Regions from separate parts of the Homo sapiens genome. Here region 1 is linked to region 2. A link is a loop called in an ENCODE intact Hi-C map of the cell type or tissue named here. Cell type or tissue: heart right ventricle. All regions are shown on one strand. Links, peaks and the distances in the headings refer to the core of each region. The heading gives the core; the rest is flanking DNA. Region 1 overlaps CALCRL-AS1 (CALCRL and TFPI antisense RNA 1). Region 2 overlaps CALCRL-AS1 (CALCRL and TFPI antisense RNA 1).

What was found. A loop is a pair of places that touch in the nucleus more often than their neighbours do. Peaks named below come from ENCODE experiments on the same cell type or tissue, not always from the same donor. Only the 100,000 strongest peaks of a DNase experiment are listed, where the experiment ranks them.
Region 1: a loop joins it to region 2, with 2.2 times the contacts of the local background. A loop is called at or near these places in 6 of 110 quality-filtered maps.

Annotation. Positions count from the first base shown.
Region 1 is chr2:187,133,834-187,142,183 of GRCh38, reverse strand. The region is part of intron 1 of CALCRL-AS1 (CALCRL and TFPI antisense RNA 1); the gene reads right to left. Among named protein-coding and RNA genes, the nearest start is that of CALCRL-AS1, 130 kb to the right of the region's middle. In heart right ventricle, for the core only: a CTCF peak has its summit at 3,766 (motif pointing left); a DNase peak (open chromatin) is centred at 3,743; H3K27ac peaks cover 3,445 bases.
Region 2 is chr2:187,295,511-187,303,860 of GRCh38, reverse strand. The region is part of intron 2 of CALCRL-AS1 (CALCRL and TFPI antisense RNA 1); the gene reads right to left. Among named protein-coding and RNA genes, the nearest start is that of CALCRL, 150 kb to the left of the region's middle. In heart right ventricle, for the core only: a CTCF peak has its summit at 4,547 (motif pointing left); no DNase peak of the experiment used is centred there; H3K4me3 peaks cover 687 bases; H3K27ac peaks cover 2,434 bases.

The DNA.
Region 1 (8,350 bases), core at 62-8,061, 160 kb after region 2:
CATGAAATGTTGTTTCCTATAGCCTAATAACATGGGGGGGGACAAAAGTAGACAAACAAAAATTTTAAGGTAAATGAAGTGAAAATAAAAGGTTGATAGTGGTAAAATTTAAAAGAAAAGGCAAGTGAGATCTCAGTTTTACACACACACACACACACACACACACACACACACAAATGTTTATAACAATATAAAAATGGTGAAAGTAAATCTAGTAAGATAAATGCCACAAGTTGAGGGCTTTAAGAAAAAGATATATAGACTAAAGTAGTTAAGAGCGAGCATCCCAAAGTCTAAGGTACTTATGTACTGAATCCTGGCTACGTCACTTCCAGTGAGTGAAATTAGGCAACTTATTTTATTTCTAAATAAAATGTGTTACATTATGTAAGAAGTTCTCCTTCTGGAGAAAATTTGAGAATTTGATGCCTTTACCTTTGTAAATCTATGCCTTTGTAAATCTATACCTTTATTTTCTCAGAAGTAATGCTTAAACCTGTGCATTTAACAATTGGATTAAACTTCAGATGCTTAAATATCTGCCCTAGTAGAACATTCAATTTTTTTCTCTATGCTTAAGACATTCAAAATGCATATAGTACAAAACAAAATTTCTGAACTAAGTCTTAAAATGAAATGTATCAAAATAATGTCATTTTCCCTTCAGAATATATAACATTGTATACATTGGAAAAGAGTCTAGATTCAATATTATGTGAAGTGAATTCATTTAAAATTGCCTGAAAACATTGTTCAGTAACTCTCAGGAAATAAAATGCTTTGAGCACAGGGTAAAGATCATTTGTATGTTTATAAAGTTAATGTTTCTTAGATTATTTTATTTTGCTGATCAAATACATTTTATTGAAAAATAAAATTAAATCTGCTACAGTGTTTTTGGATGGCATAGAAAATAAAATTGAAAACGTGATATTCTTTATGTCCATGATTGTGGCTAGATTTGGATTCTAACTCATGACTTAGAGCATACATGTAGTGTTTAAAATAACCATAAAAATTTGAATAGAAGATCTATATCAGTGAAATTCAGTAAGAAAGAGTTCACAGTGTGTACTTGGGCTTTCTATGCAGAACAAAGTCAAATTATGTCTAAACTCATTAAGACATAAACCTTTGTAGAACCAATGACTTCATTACTCTGATCCTCTGTTCAAGAACTAATTATAATCAATATCTAATATCTATTTAGAGACCTCTAAGATTGTGTGAGATGCTAACAATTCCAACAAGAAATGAACATCCTTAGAACTTGTGAATTATTTCTTGTGACCCTGCAACTATTGACCTTTTCTACAATTGACAATTTTTTTTTTTTTTTTTAAGAATCAAATCCAGGTTAGGTTCTGTGCTGGAAACTTTAAGTATGTACTCTCATTTAATCCTCACAAAAATTCTAAGAATAAATACTGTTAATCCCATGTGATCGATAAGGATAAGCAACTTTGCTGGCCAGTTGCAGAGTTATACTCTTTCCTAAAGTTGTGGTCTTTACATTGAACTGCAGATTAATTTTGGAAGTGAGAAGGTTTTACATCATTAGTCACATTTTTATTAGAAAAATCTATTGTCAATTTCTAGGCAATTCCAAATGCTCAACAATAGCTTCGGTAAGCTCCAAGAGATCTACTATTTAAAATGGCATTTTTGTTTTTTAAAAAGTTTGAATCGATAAACAAATATTTACAGATATATTTAGCTTGAAAAAAGTACTGGCATTGAACATTCTATAATACATCTGTATTACCTCTTAAGAATTATGATTTTTGTAAGAGTTAATAAGCATTATAAAAAATTAGATATTAATAACCCAAGGATAAAAGAATATTTTATAAAAATGTCATACATATATACATATTCTCACCCTTTTCACCAGATCATTAAATTATTAAATAACCATAAATGAGTCAAATATCCATTCTTTGCCATTACCCCATCCCAGATCAATAATCCTGATTCATGATAAAATTTGAGATCCACTGTTTTAAAATAAAAATTAAACCTGGGAAGTAATAGTCACTTTAAAGCATAGCCTTTACAAATGGAGAGTAATCTGTATTAAGAGACTATCAGGTGAGTAAACTAAAAAACCTTTGGTTAAAGTGTGGATTCCTTTTGTCTCCCTAACTTCTCTGGAACTATTATAAATATCATCATTATCTTAATAGCATGTTTAATCTATGTTTAAATTCTCTCTCCAGTTGTTCAACTCCTTCTAGTAGGTTGAATAATAGCCACTCAAGTATATCAAATCCTAATTTCTGCAACCTGTAAATGTTACTTTATTTAGAAAAAGGGTCTTTGCACAGTAATTAAATAAGGATCTTTGGGTGGGGAGATTATCCAGGTGAGCCTTAAATGCAATCACATGTGTGGCCACAAGCCAAAGACTGCTGGCAGCCACCAGAAGCTGGAAGAGACAAGAAATGAACTCTCCCCTAGAGCCTCCCAAGAGAGAATAGCCCTGCCATAACCTTGATCTCAGACTTCTGGCATCAAAAACTGTGAGAAAATAAATTTCTGTTGTTTTAAGCCACTCAGTTGGTGATAATTTGTTACACCAGCCACAGGAAATGAATACACTCCCCTATGAGGGAAGGAACTTTTTATCATTTTCATCTTGTAGCCTCACTGCCTGAAACAATTGTTGGTTTAAACAGCAGTTCTAAATCTTGATTGCAATTCAGAATAATCCCAATTTTTAAAAAGTTACTAACGCCCAGATGAAATCTCCCCACTACAGAAATTCTGACTTAATGGCTCTGAAATAAGACTTGGGCATTGGTATTATTTTTAAATCTTCAATTATTTAGTGTGTAATCAAAGTTGAGAACCACAGGCATCAAGAGGGACTGAATGAAACGGGAGTTAGTAAGGTCTAGTAGCTAAGAGCACTGACTGGAATCAGACTGCCAGGAGCCCAGTCCAGCTCCACCATGAACTAGCTGTGTGAGCTGGACCACGTTGCATACTTCTCAGTTTCTCCATCTTTTAAAATATGAGATGATCAAATTATCTTTATTATAGGGTTATTTTGAGGCTTAAATGGGATAATTCAGATGTTTACAAATATAGTGTCTCCCCCATTGTAAACGTTCTATAAATGTTAGATCTCAATGTTGGGAAAAAAATTTAATTTCACATTTCTTTAATCAATCATTTTAAACTTAGGTTAGTTAGAAAGACTAAGGATTTTAATCAAAAAAAGTCTTTAAAGTTTATATAAACAATTCTTATTAATAAATTTTGTTTCAGTTATTTAAATTTGCTGAGCCTCTGAAGTTGTTAGACAAAAGTTCATAACCAGTAATCCAGAGACTTTGACAAGCAAATTCTTTAAAATCTTACAATTGGATCCCTTCTATTGACTTATGCAACATGTTCTCTTTTAATGTAATTGCATTAGAATTCTCTTGTTTAAGTTAAAATTCGTAATGCTTTGGATAGTAGAGTATGGAGCAACATTTTGTATATAGTAGAGAAATGGCAATCTTTCCAAAGAAGTTTTTTCCTTTTTTTTTTTTTTTTTTTTTTTTTTGCTTTCCCAAATCCCCATCTGTTTTGCTGATGTGCCAATATCTGGGGTCTGTTTTTCATAATATCATTTTGTTTGTGAGGTTGTCTGTTCCTGAGAGTTCAGAAGCTGGCTGACAATAAAAAAAGTGACCCTGATGAGGCCAGAAAATATCTTGAAAAATAAAGCTAAAGCCAAGAAAGACACTGCACCCTGCTGGCCAGTGGCACAGAGAGCCTCAGCAGAAGAGGAAGGACAGCAGCTTTGGACATTCCTCTAGAGTCCCTCCTTGGTGGCTGGAGACACTTCCAAAAGTAGCGACTGAATATGAGAATTGCATCAAAACTGCTCATGTCCCCTCCTGCACCCATGAGTGGTTTAAACAAAACAACTCTTTGTGGAAAAAACTGTTTAATTTCACAAAGAGAGATAAGAGAAATGGCAAATAACATATACTTAAAAAAAAAAATCTCTGAAACATCAAAAAAAGGCAACTAGGAAGAGGGACAGAAAAACAGAGTTTAAATACTTTTTAAAACTATTTAATAGTTTTGTGTCCATATTTAACTAAAAGAAGACAGTTTGAGAACTGCCTAGAGATGTTTACGTTTTCCTCTCCGATAATTTTGCACAACTGATAATTTTATCTAATATACTCAACACTAGGAGAATGAGTAAGTCAGAAAGGACGATTTTCTTCCCTTCTATCTTTAAAAGGGGCAAAAAATTCTTAAAGAATTTTCTAGGCAATTTATCTTTGCTGCAATTTTACGTGCAATTTTCTAGTGTTGTATGTGGGTGAACATTATTAGTCTATGTTGTAGATGCTATGAACATAAGCATACAATCTTTTAAGTTTTACCTACATGTGAAAATTGCCCATGAAAAGAAGTTATTATAACCACAGTAAGAATATTTATTCTTTAGAATTCCCACTTGCTATAACAATAACATAAAACCTTTAATCTTATATCATTTTCTATTTTTATTCTGGGAGAAAGCATGGATGCTATGAATTTACACTGGCATTATATCAAGGGTTATCCTTGATTTAAAGATTATTTTCATTCTGATGGAAAATAAGAAGTCTTTTTTTCTTGGATAATATGATAGTGTGGTGTCCTTATGGGAGGTGATGGATAGAGGTTTGAAAAATGCCTACAAAGCAGCCTATGAAAATTCCTATGATAGAAGATAACTGGGAAGAATTCATGGACTACTGTTTTTTTAAACCTCAATTTTATCAACAAATACTGCAGAAAAAACAGGTGAGTCCAGAGTGCCCAGGAAATGTGCAAACACTCTTTTTAACAGTCCAGCTCAGACTCCATATTGCAGGCTATCAGCTGGACAGCCATTGAGCTGGGCTTTCATTTGTCAAGAGGAAAAAGAAAGAATGTGATCCCACCGTAGCTCTGTTTAATTACTTTCAAATAAAGTAACTTAGAATGCTACAAATATGTAAGAAAGGTGGGGTGGAGTGAAAAAATGTCAAGAGTATTATAAACCTAACTTTGGAAATACCAAATTTCCTAGTTAGTTCTATGTCTATGCAAATTAAAGCATGCATTCAGGAATCAGCTGTACGTTTCTAAAACTTTTTGTAAAATTCCATTTCAGTGGAGATATCATGATGTGCTATATCCCTTTCCCCTCCCTCTGGCTTTAATTCAGGTGATAGACCGGAAAAGGAGAGTTCCAGAATCCCGCCTTTTCCCAGCTAGGCATAGCTTTTTCAGCTTGAGGTATAACAATTGTAGGAAATGGTGAATGATGGAAACATTTTCCTAGAAGGGGAGTTTGAAACCTAGGACAGCCACTCCTATTTGAACTATAACTACTTACAGAGGCATGAATCGGAGGAAGCTTGCCACATGGAGAAAGCCTGAACAGACCAACTTGACAGAAGACTAGATTGTCCCTTCCTGAAAGTGATGGACTAACACACTCCCAGGATGCACCTTCCTCTGACATTTCCTGAGCTTAGCCTCATTATTTAGCTACTCCTAGGTTTCAGTGGAAAGGATTACAACCTACATTTTTTTAAAGAATACATTTAAAAAGCAGCTGCTAATAATACTCTCAAGCAATAAACCATATATGTATACTATTTCCCTCATATGTTAGCATTTCTTACAAGAGGCAAGTTGCAAAGGAAACACCTTAAAGATGGCTTGGCATTTTTAAGCACTCAAAGGAAATTCAACTGCTGAGAGGCTGGAAGAAAACTCATATTACCTGTAGTTTGAAAACAAATCATTCCCATTCCTCATACATAAAATTTACAGTCGGTATTCAGATGAGAGTAAATTATTCAGTAGCTGTCAGGATTTTCATTTCTCAAAAACATAAAATAAATTGCCTTGGTTGTTGTCTTTTAGCTCTTTTTCTTACAGTTATAAAAACAATTATATAGGAGAAGCAATTTGTATTCAAGATGATTTAAAAATGATATTGTTATTATACTAGGCAAGGATGTTATTTACAGGATGGAGGTCAGCAGAGTTTTACTTGCATTTTGCTTTAAATACCATTGAAATAAATATACTATTCTACAGTTAAGAAATAAATTAATATGTACATTTTGTAGGGTGTTTTAGGATTCATTAATTTTTCCCCAAGGACACGTGTTTAGGAATGGGGCAAGTGTATGAAAACGAAGTCAAGGAGAAAGGCCATTTATCACAGAGGCCTCAAGATTAATAATTAACAAACCATAAAGAGGTAGCAGATTAAATGCAAGTAAGGAACTTTAATTAAACAATAATCATGAGGATACAAGGCATTTCCTGAGGATTCATCTTTGATTAGAAGTTGTTGAAAGCATTTGGCCTTTAATTCTAGCCAGCCCTTAATCCCCAGGAAGTTTCCTGTGTCTTTACTTTATTGCTATTTTAAGATATATTAAAAGTTTTCACAGAGAAAATGGTAGATGATCTGCCTTATTTTAAAACATAATGTAGCTCAAAGATATTTAGAACTCTTTAGCCATTTCTCAGCATTTCATACAATTCTGGGTAGTATATTATATATAGTATTACTACATACACTATTCACAATAGCAAAGAATTGGAACCAACCCAAATGCCCATCAATGATAGACTGGATAAAGAAAATGTGGCACATATACACCATGGAATACTATGCAGCCATAAAAATGGATGAGTTCATGTCCTTTGCAGGGACATGGATGATGCTGGAAACCAGGAAACTATCTCAAGCAAACTACTACAAGGACAGAAAACCAAACACCACATGTTCTCACTCATAAGTGGGAGTTGAACAATGACAGCACATGGACACAGGGAGGAGAACATCACACACCAGGCCTGTCGAGCAGTGGGGGGCTAGAGGAGGGATAGCATTAGGAGAAATACCTAATATAGGTGACGGGTTAATGGGTGCAGCAAACCACCATGGCACATGTATACCTATGTAACAAAACTGTATGTTCTGAACAGGTATCCCAGAACTTATAGTTTAAAAAAATAAAACACATAAGTAGCAAAACCTGAGGACTAGAATGTATTTACTTATTTATGCATCACTTTGTTCTCAAAAGGATGTGATTCAAAAGTATAATCTAAAATCAAAGCATGTATAACTCATTCAATTATAACATGAAATTATCTTCATTTTCTAATAATGTTTACCAGCAATGCTCTGTCAAACCACTTTTCTGGTGAACAGAAGACTTCTAAAAAGATTTGACAGTTTGATTTTCTAACTTTTGTAAAAGGCTTATGCCAATTAATTTGACTTTGTCCTCTTCATTTTAAAGCTTCAGTTTCATGATCAATTCAAAAGGAAAAGGGCATCTCACATTTTAGCTGTTGGTGAAGTGGAAGTCTCTGCTCTGTTGGTCATCACTGCTAACCTATTGCTTGCCTACAGAGCAAGAGTGACCAGTTTGACCTCAACAGGCATCATTAATGAACAACTCAATTCCCAGTGGCTTCCTTAAGTTTTGGTGGTCCCTGACAAGATGAGGTCACATCTTGCAACTGATACCCAGATTGTAACACCATATAAATTCCTCTTATGTCCAAACTTCTTTTGTGGTGTTCAATATGTAGTACTGTAAATAGGCATAATTTATCTTCTGTATATCTAGGGAACCAGGAATTTAAGGGAGGGGACAGATCTTGACTCACTCTATCAAAATGCACTGTTATATCTTCAAAGGTCTCTCCTCCTAATCTGATATCATGAGTCAGGTCAACAATCTTGGTGGATAAGCAGTCATTCAACTGGAAAGGAGATGTCAGTCTTCTCTTCTTCCACAGTTTAGAAGTTATTTTCTTGGGATTTTTCAGTTGAGAGCTAAGGAATGCCTCCTATTCACAAACATGAATATCCTCCAAAAGGATGCCTTTATCTCCCTTAAATTTGTGATATCAATGCTGCCAATGCAGTGTAGTATCATCCAAAGGCATGATGAGTCTCATGCCTGGAAGTGGCCCTTCTTCAAACTCAATTTCAGGGAAACTGAAAACATTGCTTTCAATAGTTTCCCTGGAGACTGGGATTAAATCTTTCCTTGAGCACTTACACAGATAAAGTAGCTAACCTCTGTGGTTTGTGGCATAGGGATATTTCTCATTTGTGAATTAAGGATAACAAAAGTACCTACCATATAGTGTTGTGAGAATTAACTATGTAAACAAACACACCTCATTTACCTCCTTCTGTTCACAAAAATCCATCTCTACTTTTGTCTGTCTCACTCTGTGCCCTGGGAGGCTGGCCTCTAAACTGCAGCATCCAGCCTCCCTTGCCTTCAGACATTGAATTGGTTTCAGTCAATTAGAGAGACCA
Region 2 (8,350 bases), core at 95-8,094:
CATTTAATAATTTATTTTTTAAAAATTTTACAGTTGTAAATAATATTCTGCTGTTCTAGAATTTTGTTGTCACTTACAAGTACAGTGTATTGCATTAACATTAATAGGTATTCATCTTAAAATCACTTGAATGAATTCTGAAGTAGACTAAAAAATGCTCCCTTTGGACTTCAGCAGAAGAAACTAGTAGAAGACCATACCCTTAATTATTGAAATTAAGGTGTGCTTCATTGTCAATATCACCAGAATTTAATGGCAATTAATGTTCTTATTTGCTCTTCTGAGTAGAGTCACCAAGTTAATTATAATTACAAGTGTAAAACAAGAAGCTTTTAAAAAACTCTTACTATGTGGATATTGTGTCTAACATCAGTAAGGTTTTGGCTAATGGTATTTTTGAATTAAAAAAAGATAGATTAAAAAACCCACTGCTGTAAAATAAAATTAAGTATAATCTAATTTAAGGCAAACAAGAATAACAAGAGAAAACAAATATTTATAATTAATTTCTCATTTGATTGCTTTGTCTTTTGTGCCATAAGGTGTTTTATATTACAAAGACAAAATCATTCCCCACTGGGATGTTGGTTCACCTAAAATATACTAAATGTAGTATATATTAAAAGAGAAAATTATAAAATTTTAAGTGTTTACTTAAAAATATGACCAGGTTATTACAATTAAAATAAATTACATAAAGAAGAAAAATGCATTTAATTATAAATACAAAAGATTGATACTTAACCATTGTATATAATAATTAACTTATTCTTTTATGTTCCTAATATCTGAAGCCATTAAACAATTCTTCAGCATATCGTGCTCAATTATATAGTAATTATTTAGAAATGTTATGAGGCTGTTAACCGTTACACACACATACACACACACACACACACACAAACACACACACACACACAAAGATCTTTAGACTTTCCTGAACAGTACAACAACAAACTATTTTTGTTCAGACACTTTATACTGGGGGAAGCTATTTTTAGAGTGAATCACATCCTGGTCTTCAAAAACAATGGGATAAAACTGGATACTAAATACAAGGGCAATATTTCTACTCTGAAAAGGAAATGTGTGTGTGTGTGTGTGTGTGTGCGCACACATGCTCGCAAGTGCAATATCTTTCCAAAAATCTGTCAATGATTGACTGAATCCACTATATATTTTATAATCTGTTTTATCACCTGTGTACTATGCTTTCACATGATTCAGTTATTTGTTTTTATTGCTTCTTCTGAGTTCTTTCATAAATAATGTAATTCTACCTATTAGTGGTTTCGTTTGTTTTGAAAGTATAATTCTTATTACCAAATTAAGAATTATTACTGTGTACAAATAATACACACCAACAGTGTGTTTACTACTGTGATCCCATTTCTCCTAAGTAACACTGAAATTTCTTTTAAAATGTTAGAGAAGTGTGCCCTTTACAAAAGGAAAATAGAATTTCTGTAAATCAAGTGGTCTGAGACAGCTTGCAAACAGATGGGAAGTTCCTGCTGCTTTTGAACTTTTGCCATGCAAAGTTAGTACACACAGAAAAGCACTCTTCGATGTTCACTTCTTTGTGTTTTCTTCTAAATGGCAATGGTGTTGTCCAGATGTATATTCTAAATGAATTTGCTTTTTTAAAAAATACAAAGAAGTCTTGCCAAATCATAGCTTTAAAAATAACACAGATTGCAGTGAATAGCTGTTTCTAAGGTCAACGTGACATTCGTAATTTTTACTCACTTTATCCTCCTAACAGAAAAAAAAATTAAATTACTATATAAGTTGTTAATGGAAAGAAACATATGATTTTCTTTCTTCAGGTTAGTTTTCCCTGTTTATTTAGAATTGTGTTGCAATGTTAAAGATATACTTCTGAAATTAATAGAAAATACAATTTATTATGTCATGGTCTGTGGAAAACTTACGACACAAGTATAAAATACTTTCGCTCCAGTTCGAAACATTTCTTCAAATGTTTAGATACTGGAAGCGGAAATAGTAAACAGTACATTTTCAGAGTTTATGTTAGCCTTAATTTGTCAACAAAATTGCAGAAATATTATACTTGAACATTTTATACTTTAGCATACATTCATAAATGTATTGTTATTAAAATGGAAAGTCCTTTTAGGAACAAAGGGCAAATTTTGATTATGCCATTTAAAAATCTAAATTATATGGCTGCTTTCCATATAATCACTGAAAGCATTACAGACTTGGTTAAAACAGAAAATATTAGAAAAAAATTTGGGGGTACACTATAATAATTACTTTTTATTAATCTCAGAACTTTATGTTATATCAGCTAAAACCAAAATCAAGCAAAATATTCTTCAAGAGAAGAATGAATCCATAACAATTTATGATATGCTTTTTTTTTTCTTTTCTTTTTTTATTATACTTTTAAGTTTTAGGGTACATGTGCACAACGTGCAGGTTTGTTACATATGTATACATGTGCCATGTTGGTGTGCTGCACCCATTAACTCGTCATTTACATTGGGTATATCTCCTAATGCTATCCCTCCCCCATCCCTCCACCCCACAACAGGCCCCGGGTTCTGATGTTCCCCTTCCTGTGTCCAAGTGTTCTCATTGTTAAATTCCCACCTATGACTGAGAACATGCGGTGTTTGGTTTTTTGTCCTTGTGATAGTTTGCTGAGAATGATGGTTTCCAGCTTCATCCATGTCCTATGATATGCTTTTAAAATATAGATATGAAATTAAGCAATGGCTTCAGAAGGTTTATTTTTGGTACTTCAGTGGTTAAAATAATATTTCTCCACAAAGCCTTTCAACCATGATATTGGTATATGGGCTCTGTTATTAAATCAGTTAAAATGAGTAAGAGATTGCATAAAGCTTGCCTTCAGTAAGTAGTTCTCCTAACTTTTAATTTTAAAAGCAATATTAATTTTCTATCTTTGAACCAATATTAATATTAATTTTATATCTTTGAGCAATATTAATTTTCTGTCTGAAGCAATATGTTTTAGACATGCTACTTCACTGAGCACAAAATACACTGATTAAAATTTAAGAAAGAGAAATGTAAACAAGTGTGATAATAATTAGAAAGCACTGAGTGTGACTCAAATAATTCAGAGAGTAATCCAATAATTAAAATAACCTACAAAGTAAATATTTACATTTTGTGAGTGCCAAGGGAAAAACGTGTTTATTAGTAAAAAAGAAACCAAAAGGTTTTAATCTGGTAGGAGCAATTTTCTCTTTTGTCATTAGGGCTTCGAAAATAATAGAGGGCAAGGGAGAAGATGGATAGGTAAGCACTTGTAATGTGTATTTTAATTGTGGCTTTCTGATTATGCCCTTGTGCAAATATTATTAAAACAGCAGAAATGTTTAAAGTCCTGAGCATTGGCAGTTTTTTGACAGGCTTATGGGAACGATAGAGCTTCTTAGGACTTACTTCCTCTAATAATAAGGCCCCAATTCAAAGAATCCCTCTGTCATTGCAATACAAAAATACTTGTGTTAATTTTGGCTGTAATGATCACTTTAGTTACAAGTAGACAGTGAACTATAATTTGGTTGCAAAATGTTATGCTCTATGACAGTGCAAAAAACATATTCATCTATACTGAGGTAAGTACTAATAACATACTCATTCAACAAAAATGCTGGAGAGCCAAAACACTATTCTACATTTACCTTTGGAAACAACCTCACTACAAGACGGGGAGAAAAGATATATCAACCAAAAGTTTAATACAATGTTTTAAATTATACAAAGGAAATATATATAAAATGCTGTAAGTGCATCAAATAGGAAGAAGGCAGTAAGACTACAAATAGCAATGTTATTAGTAGATCATTCTCAACTTTAAATGCCATACTAATAACTTTGGGCAATGAAGAAATATCAAAAGGTTTGTTTTCCAACGGGACAAATCTCTTTTAGCCATGTGAGTTCTCACACTGATACAAGCATGACAAGTCATCTTTAGTCAGGAGGAATGCTATCCAAGACTTCAGAATTAATCCCCACAATCCCATCCAAAAGCTATCATGTATCCAGACTCTCAACCTGTCCCCTAATTCTGGCTTCCTGCTGCTCTCCTTTTGCTGTGATACTTGGACCCTGCTCTTGGCCTTTGTTCTTTAGACTGAAACCTTAAAGACTCTCCCTCTGCTCAACCTGACACTCCTCATGCTCACCTAGACTGGGTTATCTAAGAGTAGTCTTGGCTCTGGTCTCTCCTAGTAGTTCCTTCTTTGAGTATTGTTTCCCACACACAGTATCTAGTTATCCATGCCATGGAGAATTGTTTCAAAGATTAAAATGTGATAATGAGAGTGAAAACAATACTGCTTTTATATTCTTATAAAATTTTATATATTATATTGGCTACTGCCCTTGGTACAAAGACAGTGGATTAGTTTCTTGGTTCTCCTACACTTCTCTATTGCTAAATGTTGCACTCACTCTCCAGGGGTCTTTAGTCATACTCTTCATCTCACATCAGGGCACTTGGTCAAGTTCAGATTTTTGGCCTGGGCTGCACTTTGCTGCCCTCTTCTGATACACAATCATTATGCTTTTGATTTGACAAACTAACCAATTTTCAGATCTCTGTGGATTTAACCCTTTTCAGGTTTCTACTATCTATCACCATTTTTAATATTCCTGCCTATAGCAATTATTGCTCTTTCTATAATATTTAAGCAGGCTGAAGATGAATACTTACAGGATAAATTACTGTAACTGCCTACATTTAAATTAATGGCAGCAATAAAACTTGTCCTGTGTCCATGATTATCTCAACTATGCCAAATTATCAGAAATGATCAATAACTAAAGGAGGATTCAAGTTAAAAGCATAGCTATACACTAATTACCATAAACACATATTTTTCTTATTTGTTTGCAATAAAACCTTCTGATATACCTATTTATTCATTCATCTGCTCAACAGATATTTATGTTTGTTTTGTATCTGCTTCTATCCTGTAGAATGGATACTTTATTTATTCATTCACTCAACAAAAATTTATGTTTGCTATATTTCCGCTACTAACCTGGAGAGGCACTGACTCAAATAACTTACAGTCTAGTGGAACAAATATTTGCATTTCCAAAAGTGGTACTGGGGGTCTGTGAACACATTTTAGAGGAAGACTAACTGTGCCTGCAAAAGTCAGAAGAAAAAGCCTTTCTGCATACTTATAGTATATTATCAAGAAAGAATGGAAGATATAAAAACAGACAAAGGAGGGAAAATCATTCTGGGTGGAAACAATGGCAGATTCAAAGATATGAGGGCATGACATGGAAAGAAATTATTATTTAATGACTATTACATAGAAAAAAATTCTGAGAAGGACAAGTAATAAGGCTGGAAAGAAAGACATGAGTCAGATCACAAAGGTACTTAAATTCTTGGTAAAAGATCTTAGATTTAAACCTGTAGTCAATTAAACAATAGGCAGCCATTAAAAGAGTTTTAGTACAAGAGTAGCGTGGTTGAAATTGCATTTTGGAATTAAATACCTACTTCTTGACTTATGTACTGAAGTAGAGGATGACATGACAGTGGCAATTAGACTAGGGTTGCCAAAAGCAAAATAATTAGGACACATTTGGAAAATATCTTGAGTTTTAAGTAGAACAATGTAGAAAGCCATAACAAGATGAGAAACCAGAAGCAAATACTGTATTTTGACTACAGTGCAATAATGAACAGGAGATTTGGAGCTGTTAAAAAAAAAGCCATGTTCAGACATATCCATGTAGTTTTCTAAATTTCAAAGACACCAAGAACATTTCAGACATTTTTCAAGTCAGAAGATGTTCCTAAAGCTTATCTTATATGACAGTCAGCTGTTCAAATTCTTCACATTCCCCTTTGCCTACTAAAATTCAGGCTTTCAGTATTTAGACTTCCCTAAGATCTGTTCTCATTTACTCTGTTACTATTTCTTTAAATATTTTATGTCAGCCAAAGTGGATTTCATTTCCCCCTAAAATCACTGTTTTTTTGTCCTACTCCTCTTCCAACCCCATTAATTTAATTTCTATCAATGTTTATGAACTATTTTAATTTTACTGCTTTCTTTAATCTTTTAGTTATGCCTGCATATGCTCTATCCTTTCTTGGTGTTGTCATACTAGCTTGATTATTCTCTATAAGATTCTTAACATGTTTAAGCTGTATCTATAGTTCTTTTTGTGCATTTCTGAGCCCTCTATCCTGATACTAAAATGTACTTGAAAATATGCTTCATATGAGTTACTTGTTTTTTAACTACTTGAATTTTCTGGCACAAGTCTGTGTCCAGAAGAATTCTCAAAAAACAATAACAAAGTGATAGATAAAAAGAAAAAAGTTGTGGAAGGAGGCAAATTACTGTCTAGTTTTAAATAATTCTGAACAATAAATCAATATGATGAGGTTAACGGAGAAAATAAATCTCTGTTAGCTGGAAAGTTTCATTGTTTTGACTCATAAAACCTTATTAGTCAATGATTTTCTCGTATGTAAAATCTCATGTATTATATAATTCTGGCCAAGTAGAGTAAATGAAATTCAAGGTGAGTTATGTAAGATTACCTTGGAAGCAGAAGCATCAAATCATAAGTGTCATATGAGGAAACCATGTATAACAGATTCCATGAGAGCTCAATTTAAAAATATGTTTTTGCTATGATGAAATGCTATAGCGCCATCTTTGATGAATGAACACAGAAGCACATTCTCATACAAGAACAAGAAAGCCCTAGAGGGCCATCAAGTCAAGCTGATGTACCATTCAGGCACTGTTTTTCTTATTCCCATGATATCTATCTCCTGCATTCTTGATCAGCCCCAGTAACAGAAGCTCATTTTGCTGAGACATATCTCTGGGCAGTCTAGCTGAAGCTATTTCTTCCTCTCTCTCTCTCTATGCTATTAGTTAAGAGTATTTTGGTATTTTATTGCTCTTTTTTTCCAGACAGCGTTATTCAGTTTCTCATCAGTAACTCGTGTACACCAAAACCATCCCCATCTTTCAGCTTGATGAGAATTGACTGTATTCATCCAAGGGATATTTACAAACAAATGCTTGACAGTTTTAAGCCACTAAAATTTTATACCTACACTTGTGTTTGAACTTTAATTACTTTGTAACTGTGGGACATATTTTAACAGATGAAAGATGAACAGATCTTCTGATAATTAATTTAAGGCTATTTATTTATCAGATCTCTTATCTGAAACACCAAGTGATAAAAGGCTGAACTTTTGCGTCAGTAGAAGATAGGATTGCACAATTTTTTAAATAAAAGGTGATCACATTGATATGGTTTGACTCTGTGTCCCTACCCAAATCTCATCTTGAATTGTACTCCCATAATTCCCACATGTTGTGAGAGGAACTTGGTGGGAGATCATTGAATCATGGGGGCAGTTTCCCCCATATTGTTCTCATGGTAGTGAATAAGTGTCACGAGATCTGATGGTTTGATAAAGGGAAGTCTGTTTCCCTTGGCTCTCTTTCTCTTGCCGCCACCATGTAAGATGTGCCTTTCACCTTCCATCATGATTGTGAGGCCTCCCCAGCCACGTGGAACTGTAAGTCCAATAAACTTTTCTTTTGTAATTTGCACAGTTTTGGGTATGTCTTTATTAGCAGCGTGAAAACGAACTAACATACACGTTTTGCAAAAATTTAAATCCTCACTAATAAATCTGCAAAATAAGCATGAAATTTCAAATTAAGTATATAAAACAATATTATACATTAATTATAGATTCATATAAAATTATAACAGACATAGGAGCGATAAAAACCAAGCTCTCAAACCGAGGCGGGCGGATCACGAGGTCAGGAGATCGAGACCATCCTGGCTAACACGGTGAAACACCGTCTCTACTAAAAATACAAAAAAATTAGCAGGGCATAGTGGCGGGTGCCTGCGGTCCCAGCTACTCGGGAGGCTGAGGCAGGAGAATGGTGTGAACCCGGGAGGCGGAGCTTGCAGTGAGCCCAGATCGCGCCACTGCACTCCAGCCTGGGCGACTGAGCGAGACTCCGTCTCAAAAGAAAAAAAAAAAAAAACCATCTCTGGGGAGAGACATAAATGAGGAAACTTTAAACTGCATCTCTTATGTTTTAATTCTTAAAAATGAGGCAGAGATCTAAAGCAAATATGACCAAATATAACGAGTTATCAAAACTGAATATTTTGTAATGAAATGGCTTCTATGTATTAAAGCCATACTAACACCATTAAGTCTTTTGCCTCTTTTATTTTATAGAATAAAAACTGCAGCAGATAGGTTAAGTAAGATAGCCCAAATCGCCCAGCAAATAAACACAGAACTGGGCTGGAATGC